Linked DNA regions of Homo sapiens: region 2 is linked to region 1. A link is a loop called in an ENCODE intact Hi-C map of the cell type or tissue named here. Cell type or tissue: B cell. All regions are shown on one strand. Links, peaks and the distances in the headings refer to the core of each region. The heading gives the core; the rest is flanking DNA. Region 1 holds the start of LOC105377035 (a long non-coding RNA gene). Region 2 overlaps GORASP1 (golgi reassembly stacking protein 1).

Region 1 (12,384 bases), core at 6,028-10,027:
CATCATCCAAGCTTGGACATCATCTAAGGAGGGGGATTTATTTTTGATATACAAGACTGAAAATACTTAAAGCATGACATGTAAAATTATTGAAAAGATACTAAGATGTGATGAATTAAGCTTTCTTGAAGTCTTGAGTTGGAAGGAGTGGAGTGAGGGGCAAGTCATGAAGCACATAGCAGGACATAATTTAAACCAGATGTCAGAGGTCACTGCTCCTAAAGCCATTGGCTGGACTGACACATGGAGAAGATGCTTCCAGCCATTCTCTTCTCAGCCTTGCCCATCCCAGACTCTATCAGCTCTCTTTCTCAAATCCCAGGGTTACCCCCAAGGCTGCCTTTCTTGTTTTTTTTTTTTTTTAACTTTTATTTTAGGGTCAGGAGTCCATGTGCAGGTTTATTACCTTGTGTCACAGGGGTTTGGTGTACAGATTATTTCATCATCCACGTACTAAGCTTAGTATCCACTAGTTGTTTTTCCTGATTCCCTCCTTCCTTCCACCCTTCACCCTCAAGTAGGCCCCAGTGTCTGTTCTCCTCTGTGTGTCCATGTCCATCATTTAGCTGGTCTCAAACTCCAAACTGAGAACATGTGGTATTTGGTTTTCTGTTCTTGCATTAGTTTGCTAAGGATAATAGCCTCCAGCTTCATCCATGTTCCTGCAAAGGGCATGATCTCATTCTTTTTTATGGCTGCATAGTATTCCATGGTGCATATGTATCACATTTTCTTTATTCTGTCTGTCACTGATGGGCATTTAGGTTGATTCCACGTTTTTGCTATTGTGAATAGTGCTGCAATGAACATAGGCATGCATATGTCTTTATGATAGAATGATTTATATTCTTTTGGATATATACCCAGTAATGGGATTGGTGGGTTGAATGGTACCTCTGTTTTTATGTCTTTGAGGAATTGGCACACCGCTTTCCACAATGGCAGAAGTAATTTACACTCCCACCAACAGTGTTAAGCATTCCCTTTTCTCCGCAACCTCACCAGCATCTGTTATTTTTTGATCTTTTAATAATCACCATTCTGACTGGCGTGAGATGGTATCTCATTGTGGTTTTGGTTTGCATTTCTTTAATGATCAGTGCTATTGAGGTTTTTTTAATATACTTGTTGGCCACATGTTTGTCTTCTTTTGAAAAATGCCTGTTCATGTCCTTTGCCCACTTTTTGATGGGGATGTTTGTTTTTTTCCAAGCCTGTCTTTCAACTGATTAAAAAAAACTGTGGGCCGGGCGCGGTGGCTCACGCCTGTAATCCTAGCAATTTGGGAGGCCGAGGCGGGCGGATCACGAGGTCAGGAGATCGAGACCATCCTGGCTAACACGGTGAAACCCTGTCTCTACTAAAAATACAAAAAATTAGCTGGGCATGGTGGTGGGCACCTGTAGTCCCAGCTACTAGGGAGGGTGAGGCAGGAGAATGGCGTGAACCCAGGAGGCAGAGCTTGCAGTAGCCGAGATCACGCCACTGCACTCCAGCCTGGGTGACAGAGACTCCGTCTCAAAAAAAATAAAAATAAAAATAAAAATTTTTAAAAAGAGTTTTTGTTGCTTTCCAGAAATATGCTATGTACATTATTTACAGACACACACACCCTCATCCTACTAGACCTCTCTGGAGTCTTCATCTCAGCCCTGCCTCCCTTCCCCTTCCTAGACACACTTGCTTCCCTTGGCCTCAGGCACAGCTCTCTGTTCTCCTGTCTTACTGACTGCTCCTTTGGCGGTTCCTTTCCTGGCTCTATTTTATCTCTCAATCTCTAAATATTGGAGGGCCCCAGGACAGTGAACTGGGTCCACTTTTCTATCTGCCTCACTTCCTAAGAGATCCCTTCTCCAGCCTTATGGCTTTGCGGATCACCTTCACTGCTGGCTCCTGCGTCCCTGGCCTCCATGCGCCACTCCAGACCCGCTTGCAATCCTTCTCCTCCCTGCTCTGGGCTGGGGACTGACCCATATGTGCTGCATCCATGGGCTCTCTTGCTCTCTGGCTTCCCACAGCCTTTGGAGGAGGGGTGGAGAGTGAGGTCAGGATATTTGTTCTCCCTGTAGGGTTGCCATGGACTGGCTGCATTTTTCCACCAAAGGCCTCAGCTCCTGTCAGTTGGCAACATACAAACTTGTCTATTAAAAGATAAATCCCAGGCTGGTGTGGTGACTCACACCTGTAATCCCAGCACTTTGGGAGGCCAAGGCGGGTGGATCACCTGAGGTCAGGAGTTCGAGACCAGCCTAGCCAACATGGTGAAATGCTGTCTCTACTAAAAATACAAAAGTTAGCCAGGTGTGGTGGCGCACACCTGTAATCCCAGCTACTCGGGAGGCTGAGGCAGGAGAATCACTTGAACCTGGGAGGCGGAGGTTGCAGTGAGCCAAGATTGTGCCACTGCACCCCCCCAGCCTGGGTGACAGAGCAAGACTCCATCTCAAAAAAAAAAAAAAAAAAAAAAAAAGATAAATCCCCTTCCTTGGATGAAATCACATGAGTTTAGATGTTGTCTTCTCCACTCAGCTATCTTTTAGCTATCTTTGTCCCCAGGTTCCAGCAACTCCCTCTTCTCACTCCTTCAGAACTATGGATGGTTAAGGCCCCACTGTTACTAGCCCTGGGGGCCTACACTGCCCTCCTGGTTTCTCTACATCCTGCTACTCTTTTCTAAAGGCTCCTTTTATTAAACCCTCCTCAAATTTCCCAATTCCAGGGTGCCAGCTGTCTCTCCCTAGGACCCTCTCTGCTACAAATTCCAAACAGCTCTCATGTTTCCATCACTCCTGAATTCCCAACCCATGTGAGTTCAGACTGATTCTTCACCCCGGTCCCCCAAAATCTTGCTCCTCCCACCAGCTTCCCTCTCCTGATGAAAGATAACTCCATGCTTATAGTTACACACTCCTCTTTCTCTCATACTTACATCTGGGGCTATCAGCAAATCCTATCAGCTCTACTATCAGAATGTACCCGGAAGCAGATCACTGCGTGACATCTCCTACCACCCTGGTCCAGCCCTGCTGTATCTCCCATGGTTGCAGCAGCCTCCTTCCTGGGCTCTCAGATTCTACCCTTGCCCCTCTGTAGTAGTCTCCACTCAGCAGCCAGAGGGATCCTTTAAAACCTAAGTCGAGTCATGTCACTTCTTTGTGCAAGACCCTCCAATGGCTATGAAAGCCAAAATCCTCACAAAAGCCTAGGAAGTCCTACCTGACCCTCCTCCTCCTCTCTTTCACTACTGTTCCTCCTACCACTGTGACCCTGCCCGCTCCTCTTCAGCTTTGCTGGCCTCCTGGCTGGTCTTTATGTCCAAGTAAAATCCTGGGCACAGGCTAGGCCCTACACCGGGCAGATAGGTGACATTCTCTCCCATCATTCTGGTCTCTGCTCCCAAGTCAACTTGTCCCAGAGGCCTTCCCTGACCACCCAATCTAACATAGCACAACCCTGACATTTTCTGTACCCCTTGCTCTGAGTGAGTCTCCTCCAAAGCACTTATCACCACTTGATGCATTTTATTGGTTTTCCCCCATCCCCATAAGCTGTTTTGTCCTCTGTTTTATTGCCAGTATCTGCAATGTGCCGTGCACTTTGTAGGTGCTCAAAACATGTCTGTTGAATGAATATATACCTTTAAGAAATGACCAGACCAGGTGTGGTGACTCACGCCTGTAATCCCAGCACTTTGGGAGGCTGAGGGGGGTGGATCTCTTGAGCCCAGGAGTTTAAGACCTGCTTGGGCAACATAGTGAGACCCCCATCTCTACAAAAAATTGAAAAATATTATCCAGCCATGGTGGCGTGCACCGGTGGTCCCAGCTACTTGGCAGGCTGAGGTGGGAGGATCACTTAAGTGAGCCATGACTGCACCACTGCACTGCAGCCCAGGAGACAGAATAAGACCCTGTCACACACATACACAAAAAAGACCGTAATGGGGAACACAGAGCTGGCTCATAAACAGCTGCCTCATTCTTTTTCACAGCACATAGTATTCCAGAGTACGGATGTACCATGGCATTTTTTAGACTAGTTTCCTATGATGGACATCTAGGTGGGTTCTAACCTTCAGTATTTCAAATGATGCTGCTGAAAACTCTCTTAAGCATTTATCCTTGTATTTCTCAGTAGGATAAGTTCCTAGATGTGCGATTGTTAGGTCAAAAGGTATGCTCATTTAAAATTCTGATCATATTTCCAAGTTGTTCTCCAAACTGGCAGACCCGGCCAGTTCTCTCTCCCTGACAACAGTGGATAAACACTGCTGTTTCCCCATCTGCTCCAACACCATGCAGTATCAGACTTTTTGATCTTGGTCAATAAGGATCGGTATTTCTGTGTTCAGTCGGCATTTCTCTAATATGGTAGTGAAGCCTAGTTTCCTTTGGAACTTTTCCAGGGGTCACACCGGCCAAGGCCTGATTGGAGACGCCTGGGACCCTGCCGATCTAGCGGGGGCGGGGGGGGGAGGGGGCGGAGGGGGGAGGGGGCGGGGCCCTTCCCGCCTCCCGCCTCCCGCCCCTGGCCGCGACAGCACCCACAACTCCGATCACTGCTCCTTCTTTTTCTGCGCTTTCCTTTCTCCCCCACAAGCTTCTGATTCTTGGAACCAGGCTCGGTGACCTCACGCGAGTGACTTCATATCCGGGACTTTCTGGGAATTCTCAGCAGCACTTTTTCGTAAGAAACGTAACTGGGGAGGCGCGGGGTGGGAAGGGGGTGGGAAGGGGGTGGTGGGCGGAGCTTTTGAGGAAGAAGAGAGAGAACAGCTCAGGGCCAGCTTCCTTTTTCCGATTAGGTCGGGTGGAGCTGGCAGGGCGGGCGGGCGAGCTGCAGCCAGCGAGACCCGAGTACCGCCCCCTTGGCCCGCAGCAGGGCACCCCCGTGCCTGCCTTCCGGGACGCAGGTGGGGGTTGGGGACACGGACCTCAGTCCTCATAGCTCCTGATTTGGGACCAGGGAGTGGTTCCTGAGGGTTCCCAGGCAAAGCCTCTGCTAGAGTTTTCTTCGGAAGTTAGCTGGGCATCTAACTAGGCAGCTCTGCCACAGGCTGGGGGGAAGGACAGCATAACCAAAACCAGAACCCCATTATGATTTTTGTGGGCCCTAAGTACCTTTGCCTTAATGGGCTCCTTTTCCATAAAAAAATATTTAAAAGTATATTTTACGACTGTGGTGGTATAAAGCCGAATATGTTAATGTTATATATTCAAACAATTTCTTCGGCCTGAAAGTTTGTTTTTCCCTTCTGATAGTAAAATGAGTTAAACATTTTCATGAGCTTCTAAAAGGATTGTGGACCCTAGGCAGTGTTGCCCCCTGTGCCGGATGGGTGAGTTGGCCCTGGGTAAAATCAGAGCGATGTGACACAGCCTGGAAAGAACATGAAAGGACCTAGAGGATAGAATTCTCCCCTCCTGGAGGAGGCCATAAACACAGGAACAGCTGCACAGGAAGGGCCTTGAATGACCTAAGAAGTGTGGATTTTAAGGCGACAGAGGTGGTGAGAAACTGCTGCAAGGCTGGATTGGAGGACTGATGGTTTGGGGGTGGCACTGGTGGTGGGGAGAGAAATGAGGAGGCTGTTGCTATGGTAGTCACATGTTGGAGCTCACAAATCAATGTGGAAATGAAGCAGGGGGCAAGGGGAAGACATACTTGGGAAGCCGAAGCCCACTGATATGAGGCAGTAATGCAGAGAGAAGCCTGGGCTATCTTCTCTGGCTTGGGTGAATGGCAGATGCTGCTACCCCTCTTGGAAAATAGGAAGACGGGAGGAGAACGTGTATGTGCACCAGGACTTTGGGAAGATCAAATGGAAGGTCTTTCACAAATAACAAAGCAAGGAGACTTCGAGTAACTTCACAGGCTTGTGGGCAGCTTCAGGGCCACCTCTTGCCCAGACCCTGCAAGTTGGGACACTTTCCTGCTCACTATGGCCTGGAGGACAAAACCACCTCACTTGGACATTTCCAGAATAAAGAATGGGGAAAAGCAGACTAGGTTTTCAATACCCTTTCAGTAGAAAACTGCCCCATAAACTCATTGGCTACCTACTTCTTAATCCCCAATAACTGTTTTTATGTGCGCATCCCCACCCCCATAATAGGCTTGACTCCCACCCTCCAATACAAACACTGGGCTTTCTCCAGAGCAGATCAGGCCAAAAGCAAGGGCTGGGACAGGAAATACACTTACAGGGAGAAGAGCTGGGTCTGAATGACTCCTTGAAAGATAATCCTTCATGTATTCACTCTAAAACACGAATCTAGCACTTACTATGTGTTCTGGTACCATTCTAGCACTGGGGATGCAATAAAAATCAAATAAGACGTGGTTCTTCATGGAGATGCTACTTCAGTGGGGGGAAGACTGACTGTGGAGATGTCACTTTCCAAAGATGTATGCATGTTCTAGAATTTTGCCTCTTCCCTACCAAAAGGTGATGTCCAATACCCCCTTCCTTTCAATCTGGGCAGACTTGTGACTCACTTGTAACCAACGGCATGTTGGTTACAGATGTGATTTTTCATGACTTCTGAGACTAGATCATAAGAGGTGATATAGCTTCTGCCTTGTTAGATGGGACATGTCTTTGGAGCTACAACTTAGGAAGTTCGACAACCCAGAGATTGCCATGTTGTGAGGAAGCCCAGGCCACATGGAAAGGCCACACATGTGTGTTCTGGTTGACATCCCTGCTGATGTCCCAAACATTGTGGCACAGAAACAAGCCATGCCCACTGTGCTCTGTCCAAATTCCTGTTTGGGGTGGTTTGCTATGCAGAAATACTATCTAGAACACTAAGAAACAAGTGAATAAGTGAGCAAGATAATTTCATATTGTGAGAGGGAAATATGGGAAAACATAAAACAGCATGAAAATAAGGGCCTCTTTAGATGGGGGAAGGGGGGAGGACTGATCAGGAAAGGCCTTTCTGGAGAGACATTGGAACTGAGACCTGAGTGAGAAGGAGCTCAACCGCTAACCCTCTGGGAGAAGAGACTTTCAGCCAGAGGGTTCATCAAGTACAAAGGTCTGGAGGCAGAAATCAGCTTGGTATGTTCTGAGAAGAGCAAGAAAGACAGTGTGACTAGGGTGATGTGGGTGAGGAGGAGAGTGGGGCCAACGAAGGTGGAGAAGAAGGCAGAGAGGCAAGTCATTCTGGTCCTACAGGTCACTGAGAGGAGTTTGGATTTAAGACTGAGTGAGCTGGGGAGCCGGTGGAGGGTATTATGCAGGAGTGACTGGATCTGGTCAATTCTTAGTAAGAGTTCTGGCTGCCTGGTGGAGGACAGAGCGTAAGGACACACAGGGCAAAGGGAGGAGGACCATTGGGGAGGCTATGGCAGTGCCTAATCCCCCAGGGAAGGGAGGATGGACGGTGGCCTGAGACATGGTGATGGCGGTGAAGATGGGGACTGGTGGACAAATTCCGGACACAGAGGCAATGACAGAGAGCACCAGGGAGGGAGGAGGCGCCCAGTCCTGCAGGTCCCGGGCAGGATCTAGACGTGGGTGAGGACAGGAACCCTGTATCCGTCTGGAATCCGAAGGGAGCCTCAGCGAGAGGGCTGGCCAGGACGGCGCGTCCTGGCGCCCGGCGTCTGCAGTGCAGAGCCAGTCCCTGGCTGCACGCCTGCCGGGCGTCTCCCAGCAACAGCCGCCGCCGCCCGAACGTTCTGAACTCGGCGGCCCCTTAGTCCTCATCGTCACCTTGGCGACGGCCGGTGGGAACACGCCCTGCGGGCTCCGGGGGCGGGGTCTGGTCGCCACGCGCTCCGCCTCCCGCGGGGTGCGCCTTCAGCCCCGCCCGCCCCCGCCCCTCCTCGGCGGCACGCGTGGCCGCAGGTGTGCAGGGCACCGGGAGGGGCCTCGCCGAGAAGCCGCTTCTCTCCTCTGTGCACGCCGCCGCCGGCGCGCACCACCGGCCCAGTCACCTCTCCCCACTCTTCCCCCTAGGCCGCCACCTCCAACCAATCGGACTGGCTCTTCTGTCATTCGGGTCACCTCCGCTGAGATGCCTTCCCTGACCACCCAAGTTGAAGGAACTGCTAACCTTTTCTCTTGGACTTTGTTTTTTATTTCCTTCACAGTATTTCTCCCCTCTAAAATTATCTTGTCTGCTTCTACCTATATTGCCTTCCCTCTTGAAACCTAAGTTCCATAAACTGAGGCACAAATTCTGCCTTGTTCATCTCTGTTCTCAGCACTCTGAACAGAACCTGGCATGAATGAGGTGCTCAATAAAAGTTACTTGGATGAATCGGCAGATTTACTCAATCATTTCATTCTTTATGCATTCATTTATTTGACATTTATGGAGTGCCCTCTAGGCACTTGTGGTAAAGACGTACCAAGATGAATGAGACAGTGACCCCCCTGGAGGTAAGAAAGAAGATATATATTTTTTTAAAATTACAATAATACTAAAAGTGAGTGTCTTGGAGTTCCAGATGCCAGGCATAGCTTCAAGCACTTTATACTGCCTAGTGTTCCATTATTGGAACGCTAAGCATGTGGGAGTTATTTATGCGACTGCTCAAGGTCATTGCCAAGGTCTGATTACAAAAATTCAAAAAATTGCGACCTCAGGCATAAATGGGTTAATTCACTTAATCTTCACAATAGTAGGTAATATAGCTGTGCCCACTTTACAGATGAGAACATTGAGGAGAACCGTCATGCTATATAGGCCACTGGGCCCTGTAATCAAGTGAGATCCCACAGAAGGCAGGGGATCAACAAGATTCATGTACCAGGCTCAAGCAGGTGGATTTGGTACCTTGATTATTCTTGACACAGCACAGTCTCCCACAGGGCACAGGCTCCTTCCAGATCAGAGCTGTGTTGTCCCAAGGGAACCCTACCCATATTGGCTGAGCAGGCAATGAGGGGCCTGTGAGGGTTGTGGAAGATTGGGCCCTGGGCTAGGGGTAGGCTAGGGGCCTGTCTCTTCCATTGAAGCAAAGTGTGGGTGACTTTCCACATAAACTTGGTGTGAGGCAAACCTAGTTTCAAAAGCCTGGGTATCCAGGAAACCCAGGAACTAAATTTATTCCACCTCGGGGTCTTTGCAAGTGCTGTTCCCTCTACCTAGCATGGTTCCTCCCTCAATTTTCACATAGTTGCTCTTTGTCATTTAGATCTCAGCTGAGGTGTTTTTTTCTTAGAGAGCCCTGCCTTGGCCACTCCGTCTAAGGCAGTCACCTGCCATTGTCATATGACCATATTTTAAGACTCTTATCCCAAAGTGGGAGAGTGGCCTAGTCAGATGCGTCACCCTATTCCTGATCTAATTTTTCTTATTTATTGTCTCTCTGTCTCCTCATTCTAAAAAGTTCCCTGAAAGCGGGACCCCATTGGACCTCACCTCTGTGTCCCCACTGCCTAGAACAGGCCTGGAATACAGAAGATGCTTAGTGATTTTTGAAAGACAGCATGAAAAGGGCCCTTCACCAAAACAACCTGACTTTCCAGGCCAGGATCTGAGCACTTCATTTCTCAGGAACCACTGCTTGGCACACAACACCTGGGCTGAACAGGCAGAAGTGATCCAGCCATCTTGGGCACAGGAATTCTCCTGGCGTGAGTTCCTCCTGCTTCCCAGTCCTGACTGGGCTGCTCTCCAGCTCTGGGGCAGGATTCTAAGAACCCCTCCAGGATGGTATTCAAGAACATCCAGGAGGCGAGGTCGAGATAGAGAGGGCAGCACTGTGTGTGTGTGTGTGTGTGTGTGTGTGTGTGTGTGTGTGTGTGTGATGGGGATAGGGGCAAGGAGAATAGAAGTGTGGGCAGGGCATTTCTGGTTGCCAGCCAAGATGGTGGAGAAGGGGTGGCTTTTAGAGCCTTCCCACACTGCTGTTGCTAGGAAGACGAGGCACCTGGAGGTTGTGGCTGTTTTCTCCCCCTGCAGTAGGAACACATACTGGAACAGATGTACACACAGTCAGACATGCACAGAGTAGAGAATAAAACTTGGATTTATTCAGACCGTATGCTTCCCATTTGGGGTGCAGAGTGGGGGACAGTCATGGGGACAGAGAAAGGCAGTGCATTTGGCTTCTAGGGACATGCTGATTGCTGACTCTTTGGGTGACCTTTGGGCCACCAGATGACCAGCTGAATGATGGAGATGGTGATGAAGGGGCTGGCGGCCAGGTCCTTCTGGAGACCTCACAGTGATTCCAAACAGAGACCAACGCTGTGTCCAGTTGGCTCTGTTCCTCTCCAGGGATTAAGGAGCAGATGGCTGGGAACACTCAGACTAATTAAAGAAATAAAAACTCTGGGTAGAGGGACACTCTGGGGGGCTCCAATTCAGGCAGTGGTGTGCAAATTCACACATGTCGATGCGTGGGCCAGGCCTGTGTGAAAAACATGTGTGTGTCTGTATATATTACATCCTCCACAAGCAGCTGGGAGCCCCCATCCTACCCCCACGCCTGTGCAACTCTGTGGGCCTCTTCCAGACCTTTCTTTTTCCATTTGGAAGAACTGGGCCTATTGAAAGAACTGCGAAAGGGAAATGGCCCACAGTAATCCTCTGAAGATGCCATTTCCTCTTGGTCCTTGCTCCAGTGTACAGGAGGCAGGTACCCACTTCAGTCCTGGGGCAGTGGAGGCCAGGAACAGGTGGCAGGTGTGGTGGGAGGCGGTGGGCCTCACTGGGCAGCTGGCTGGGAGTAGCTGCAGGACACCTGCACCGTCTCAGCTTCTGTCAGGTCACTGCTGAACCCAGCTGGGCTGTGCAGGAACTGCCTCAGCAAGGGGGAGGCGTGGAGCCCGAGGTGGGAGCCTGGGTTCCTGGGTGGCTCTGCCTGCTCGGTGACTGTGGTGGAAGACATGAGGACTGTGTTCCCAAACTGGTCCACCTCCTCATACTGTTCAGTCACGGTTCTCATGGCTCCATAGTGTTGTGAGCTCCCTGGCCCCGTCTGTAGCTCCAGAACACTCTTTTGCCACCCTCTGGGCAGGGGACTGGCTGAGGGAGGGGCAGGTTCAGGTTGCACAGAGCACTGGGTGATGTCCTTCTTCCCAGTTTTGTCTTGGACACCTTTCTGGTGGAGCAGGGCCTGGCCTATGTCCTGAGCCAGTTGTGTGCTTTTCACTGAGACATCAGGGTTGCCCTTAAAGCTGGGAGTCTCTAGAGGCTTCCTTGTGGCCGACTGGATGGAGATAAATGTTGGGGAGGAGGGAGAATCTCGGCTGGAAGGTAAAACCCGAGGAGGGCACAAATACTCTCTTGATGTCTCCTGCCTCCTGGTGGAAGGGGCAGTTGAGGCTGTGTGACCTCTGGCCTCTGTGTGATTTCTGATCTTGACTTGACTCTGGGCCTCAGTGTGGCATTCAACCTTGGCTTGGTTCTTGACTGCAGTTTGACCTCCGACCTCCTGGCCTGAGCCACTGGGCCTGGCGCTACTGCTGACTGTGACACTGATCTTGTGGGCACTGTGGTCTTTTGGAGGTCCCTGGAAATGGCCTCTGGCACTGGCCTCAGGCTGGAGGCTAGACATGGAGCTGAGTGCCTTGTGCACAGCCTCTTCAATGTCCAGCAGCCTTGCCAAGGTCTGTTCCTTCAGTTGAGCAACTTCCGTGCTGACCCGTGTCAGCTCCCCAAAGGCCTGCTCCACTGAGGCCTCGGGCTTTTGGTGGGCAGCAGGAGCCTGAGGAGCAGCCCCTCCCAGCTGGGGCACGGCCTCAAAGAGCCTCCGCAGGGCCTGCACGTCCACACTGCTTGCGGCCTCCTTCTCCAGGGCTTGCACCTGGTTCAGGAGGCCCTGGAGCTCTTTCTGGTTTCTTTGCAGACTGTCAGGGCTCTCAGGGGCCCCTTGGTGGGAACCTTCCATGGGCTGCTCTCCTGAGGGGCCGGGGCCCCACTGTGGTGAGGTGGGATCATGGTTGAGGGCATTGAGCTTGGGGGGCTCAGAGCTCTGGGCATTGCTGCCTGTAGCCTGATTCTTGGTGGGCCTGGGGGCCGTGGTGCTGAGGCCATGTTGTAAGCTGGGCTGGCTATGTCCACTGGGACATCTGGCCAGAGGTATGTGGCCCTGGTCTACAGTAGTGGGAACCTTGGCTGGCTGAGGGATGGCTGTATCTCTCTCACCTCGTTGGTGTTCTCTTTGCCCCACCTCCGAGGAAAAGCTGGGAGATAGAGGCAAGGGCTTGGGCAGCCTCTGAGGAGGGTGGCTCTGGGTTAGGTGTGCAGGTTTAGGGGGCAGCTGCGGCTTCTTCTTTGGGGGCATGGTGGGGTCCAGTTTTGGGGTCTTTGTCTGTGACCCTCCAGGGGTTCTCTGGCCAGCAGGGCTGCTGTGGGAGTGAAGAAGGGGGTCCTTCAGGGGCTCAGAGGCTTGCTGGATGGAGTCCTCAGCACGGTG
Region 2 (4,000 bases), core at 1-4,000, 80 kb before region 1:
CATCTGGCCCAGCCTGTGAGACTGTAATCTCCTCAGCCCCTGGTGATACCCCTCACCCAACCTCAAAGAGGTTCCCACACTGCCTGTTTCTGAGGAAAGAAAGGGGCCTGGAGTTGGTCATCATGTGAATAGCACAGTGGCAGTAGGCATAGACTCTGCTCTGTGTCCAATTTGCTGTGTGACCTGAAGGAGGCTACCTCTCTTCTCTGGACTACAGACTCCCCATCTGTATACTAGATTGGATGATATGCAACTATTAAATATCTTGGTATACATGAGATATGAGGGGTCAGCAAGGCCTGGGGAAAGTTTTGACATAGCTGCCAAAGTCCAGCCCCAAGCCTGGGGCCCACTCCTCTCCAGGGCCTGCCCAGTACCTGGGTCCATAACTCGCTGCACTGGAGGTGGGGGCTGAAGAGGAGTCTCCATGAAATGGGGAAGTCCATCAGGGTCTGGAGCACTGTGGCTGGGACTCCCAGGCCCAGGAAGGGGATCCTCCATGGAGGAGCCAGGTGCCTGCAGCAGGGCCTAGGAAAGAAGAAGAAATGGGTAGGGGACAATCAGGACAGTGCCTCAAGGTGAAGAATTTTGCAGTCCAACCTAACCACCAGTCCCCACTTGTCCCAGGAACACTGCTCTGCCTAAAGGAAGGAAATGGCCTTAATAAACCACCCCTTCTTCTATTGGTGATAGGAAGTCAGGCCTGAGGGGCCTGGCCTGGCCTCCCTGCAGTGTTGGCACTGAGAGGGAGCACTCTTTGCACTCAGACAAGGAATCCCAGGTGCCCACCTGGCCCCAACACATTCCCTTTGCCCCATCAATGACTCATTAGAAGAGAGGGGCTTCCTTGAATTCAGGCATACCTGGAGAACATCCTTGAATACTCCCTGGCCTAGACCCAAGGCACCAGCCCAGTGCCCAAAGGTGCTCTCAGAGGACCCACTCATCAGCTGTGAAGGCAGGGCCAGCACTTCCCTGCAGACTTGGCTAGACAACCATCCCAACTGTGGCTCTGAAGGCCTAGCCCTTTGTCCAGTTTTGCCACAACTCACAGGCACAGCAAGCACCCATCTCTGAGCCTCAGTTTCCCACTCATGAAATGAAGATGACAACTGGTGCTTCACCTCCACCCTCACTTCTAGACCCAAGGGGCAGGAAAGCCAAAAGTGAGTTTCACTGCTCCAGGCATGGCCTGCCTGCTCCCACTGGGTCCCAGAAGTACATGGGCCTCTCAGATCACAAAGGCCCCTGGTGAGGGTTGCTGATGGCTCCCCAAGGGCAGCCTCTAGAGTTTTCTGTCTTCCCAGTTGGCAGATTCTCCCCACATACCTCCATGTAGTCACTCTGCCTGGAACCTGTCTCCAGGGAAGGAGAGTCCTCGGGGGTGGGTCCAGGTGGTAGAGCATCAGGTGGTGGGGCACCAAGTGGTAGAGCAGAAGGTGGTGGGGTGCCAGGTGGCTTCTTGTGGTAGCTGGGGGGCTGAGTTGGGATCCGGTGTAGATACCCATAGCCAATGCCACATCCCAGACTGCCGAAGGCCAGAAACATTCAATCCAGGGGCTTGTCCCACGGCCCTCCCTACCTTTGCTATCCCCACCTACTACCAGCAATAAGGGGGCTGAAAAGGGTACTTCTGAAATACCGGTCAGCCTCAGGATCCCTGGGCCCAGGGCCCAACCCTCCTCCATCTCCACCATAGAACTCTGAGGTCCATGCCCAATGGTCAGGCCCCACCCACCTGGCCCTGCAGCCCTCCAACCCCACGAAGTACCTGCCCTCTCCACCCCAGGCTGCGTTGGGAGTTACAGTCACCTCCCGGCAGGAGTCTGACTTGGAGTTATACACCATCAGCTTCAAGGGCTTCCCCTCATGAGACTCGATGAGCGTAAAGAAGTCCTCGGACTGTGAGAAACGCATAGCACCTGAGGCCTGCTTCCAGGGCTAAAGCCTCAACAAAACCAGACACTTCTCATGGACAGCACCCTTCTCTTCACACCACATCCAGAGGGTCTGGGGAGGGGCAAATTGCGGGTTCCTCACCTCCTGGAGAATCTGGTCCGAACCAACCACATAGTCTGTGTAGGGGCGCAGGCCGGCAAGGGCAGCAGGTGAAGATGGTTCCACATCCTGGGGAAAGAACCGCAAACCACTGGCCATGCTACTAGAGGTGGGGTTGGGGGATGGGAAAGGGCAGGGGGAACTGCCTCTTGAGGTAGTGAGTGGGACACTTGTCCTCTATCCCTAAGCAGGGCTTCAAGCCCATACTCCCTCATTTCACCCCTCCATTCCCCTATCTCCCCCAGGTCTACAGCCTGTCCAGCAGAGGGCAGTACCATGATAAGGCTCAGCACCAGGCTCTGGAATCTGACCCCGGGCTCAACCCCTGGCTCCAGCTGCCCAGCTATATGACTATAAACACATTATTGAACCTCTCCTAGCCTCAGTTTCCCCACAATTAAAAGTAAGATACACAGTACCTAATGATAGGGTTGCTGAGAAAAATAAATAAATATATGAAAAGAAGAAAAGCACACCTTGGCTACAGGAGCACCCACTACATTGCTGCTTCTGCTGCAGGCATGTGGCTAAAGACTCCTAGGGGTTGGAGGTGAGGGCAATGAGCAAAACTGGGTACAAATAAGGATTCCCTTCTCCCTTGGAAAGTTCCACCACTCCCAATCTCCCAGTCTCCCTGGGAAATGCAAAGCAATTTGCATCATCAGTCCCCTTTCCCTCATGGGCAGATTAAGGCAGGCTGTGAAAGTTGAGAAACTTGGCCAGGCTCTCCCAAGAAGTCAGTGAGAAAAATAAGTGGCTAGAAAACAAATCAGCCAACTTCTAGTTCAGAGCACCCTCCTTCCACCAGGCTACAGGACTGAGCATTCAAGAACTTAGATACCATCAATGGGCACAGGTGTTGGGTGTGCATGTGTGTCTGTGGACAGACTAACATCTATGACAGCTTGGTCACTGAGGTTAAGATATCGATTAATCATATAAGAATATACCAGAAAAAACAGTATATTTACAGTCACATTGCTTAATGACAGGGATATATTCTGAGAAATGCATTGTTAGTTGACTTCATTGTTGTGCAAACATCATAGAACTTAACCTACACATAGCCTACTAGACACCTGGAGTATATGCTATGGCCTGTTGCTCCTAGGCTACAAACCTGCACAGCATGTTACTATACTGAGTACTGTAGGCAACTGTAACACAATTAAGTATCTGTGTGTCTAAACATTCAGGCATAGAACAGGTACAGTAAAAATATGGTATTATAATCTTATGGGATCACTATTGTATATGCAGTCCGTGGTTGACTGAAACGTTGTCATGCAACACACACACGGAGAGACACAGAGAATAATAAAAGCAGCAGCATTCCAGCAGTCCAACCACCATTCCAGTAGATGATATTTCTACCTTTCAAATTAAGTAACCTAGGTATAGAAGGTAAGAAAGTACCCAAAGTCATGGCTAACAGGAAGCAAGATACACTGTTCAGGTAGTAATGAGCTGCCCTCTCTGGGACACTGGAATGAGACCACATCCTGCCCTCAGTCTTCCCTGGCCACTGCTCCAAGGCTCCCACTCCACTCCTGCATGTACCCCCTCACACCCCGCCCACACCCAGACCTGCCCCAGTAAACTCATCCTTCCGACACACCCTGCCCTGCCATACCCCACACTCACCAGCACATGCCACACCTGCTCACTGGCCCTGCGGAAGCTGCAGAAGCGCACACTGGCACCCAGTAGGCCCTGGCCGCCCCACATGTTGCTGGGCACCACCTCCACCTCGCGCACCCTCATGGTCTTCATATTGAACACCTCCAGCTTCACGGGCTTCTCCACATTGGCTTTCAGTAGTGCCTTCAGGGTGTCATTCTCCTTGTTCTGTGGGGGCAATGGGGCTGACTCCAAGGCCACCTCATGCCCAGGCTAGGACCCTCAGACAAGTCTGGGCCTGAGATGGGGCAAGGGCCTTAGT

What was found. Hi-C counts contacts between places; a loop is a spot of excess contacts. Peaks named below come from ENCODE experiments on the same cell type or tissue, not always from the same donor. Only the 100,000 strongest peaks of a DNase experiment are listed, where the experiment ranks them.
Region 2: a loop joins it to region 1, with 8 times the contacts of the local background. A loop is called at or near these places in 49 of 110 quality-filtered maps.

The regions. Positions count from the first base shown.
Region 1 is chr3:39,173,243-39,185,626 of GRCh38, forward strand. XIRP1 (xin actin binding repeat containing 1) reads right to left here. Exons shown (of 2, transcript NM_194293.4): 2 at 9,973-12,384. The coding sequence ends at 10,672. It overlaps LOC105377035 (a long non-coding RNA gene), which reads left to right and starts at 4,507. Exons shown (of 2, transcript XR_940740.3): 1 at 4,507-4,686; 2 at 7,970-8,279. LOC101928263 (a long non-coding RNA gene) reads left to right here. Exons shown (of 3, transcript XR_245209.4): 3 at 1-1,009. RefSeq lists a silencer at 7,646-8,055. In B cell, for the core only: no CTCF peak of the experiment used is centred there; a DNase peak (open chromatin) is centred at 7,779; H3K4me3 peaks cover 962 bases; H3K27ac peaks cover 341 bases.
Region 2 is chr3:39,098,976-39,102,975 of GRCh38, forward strand. GORASP1 (golgi reassembly stacking protein 1) reads right to left here. Exons shown (of 9, transcript NM_031899.4): 3 at 3,703-3,906; 4 at 2,041-2,127; 5 at 1,772-1,902; 6 at 1,330-1,528; 7 at 378-528. Among named protein-coding and RNA genes, the nearest start is that of GORASP1, 6.7 kb to the right of the region's middle. In B cell, for the core only: a CTCF peak has its summit at 2,291 (motif pointing right); a DNase peak (open chromatin) is centred at 2,336; H3K27ac peaks cover 1,169 bases.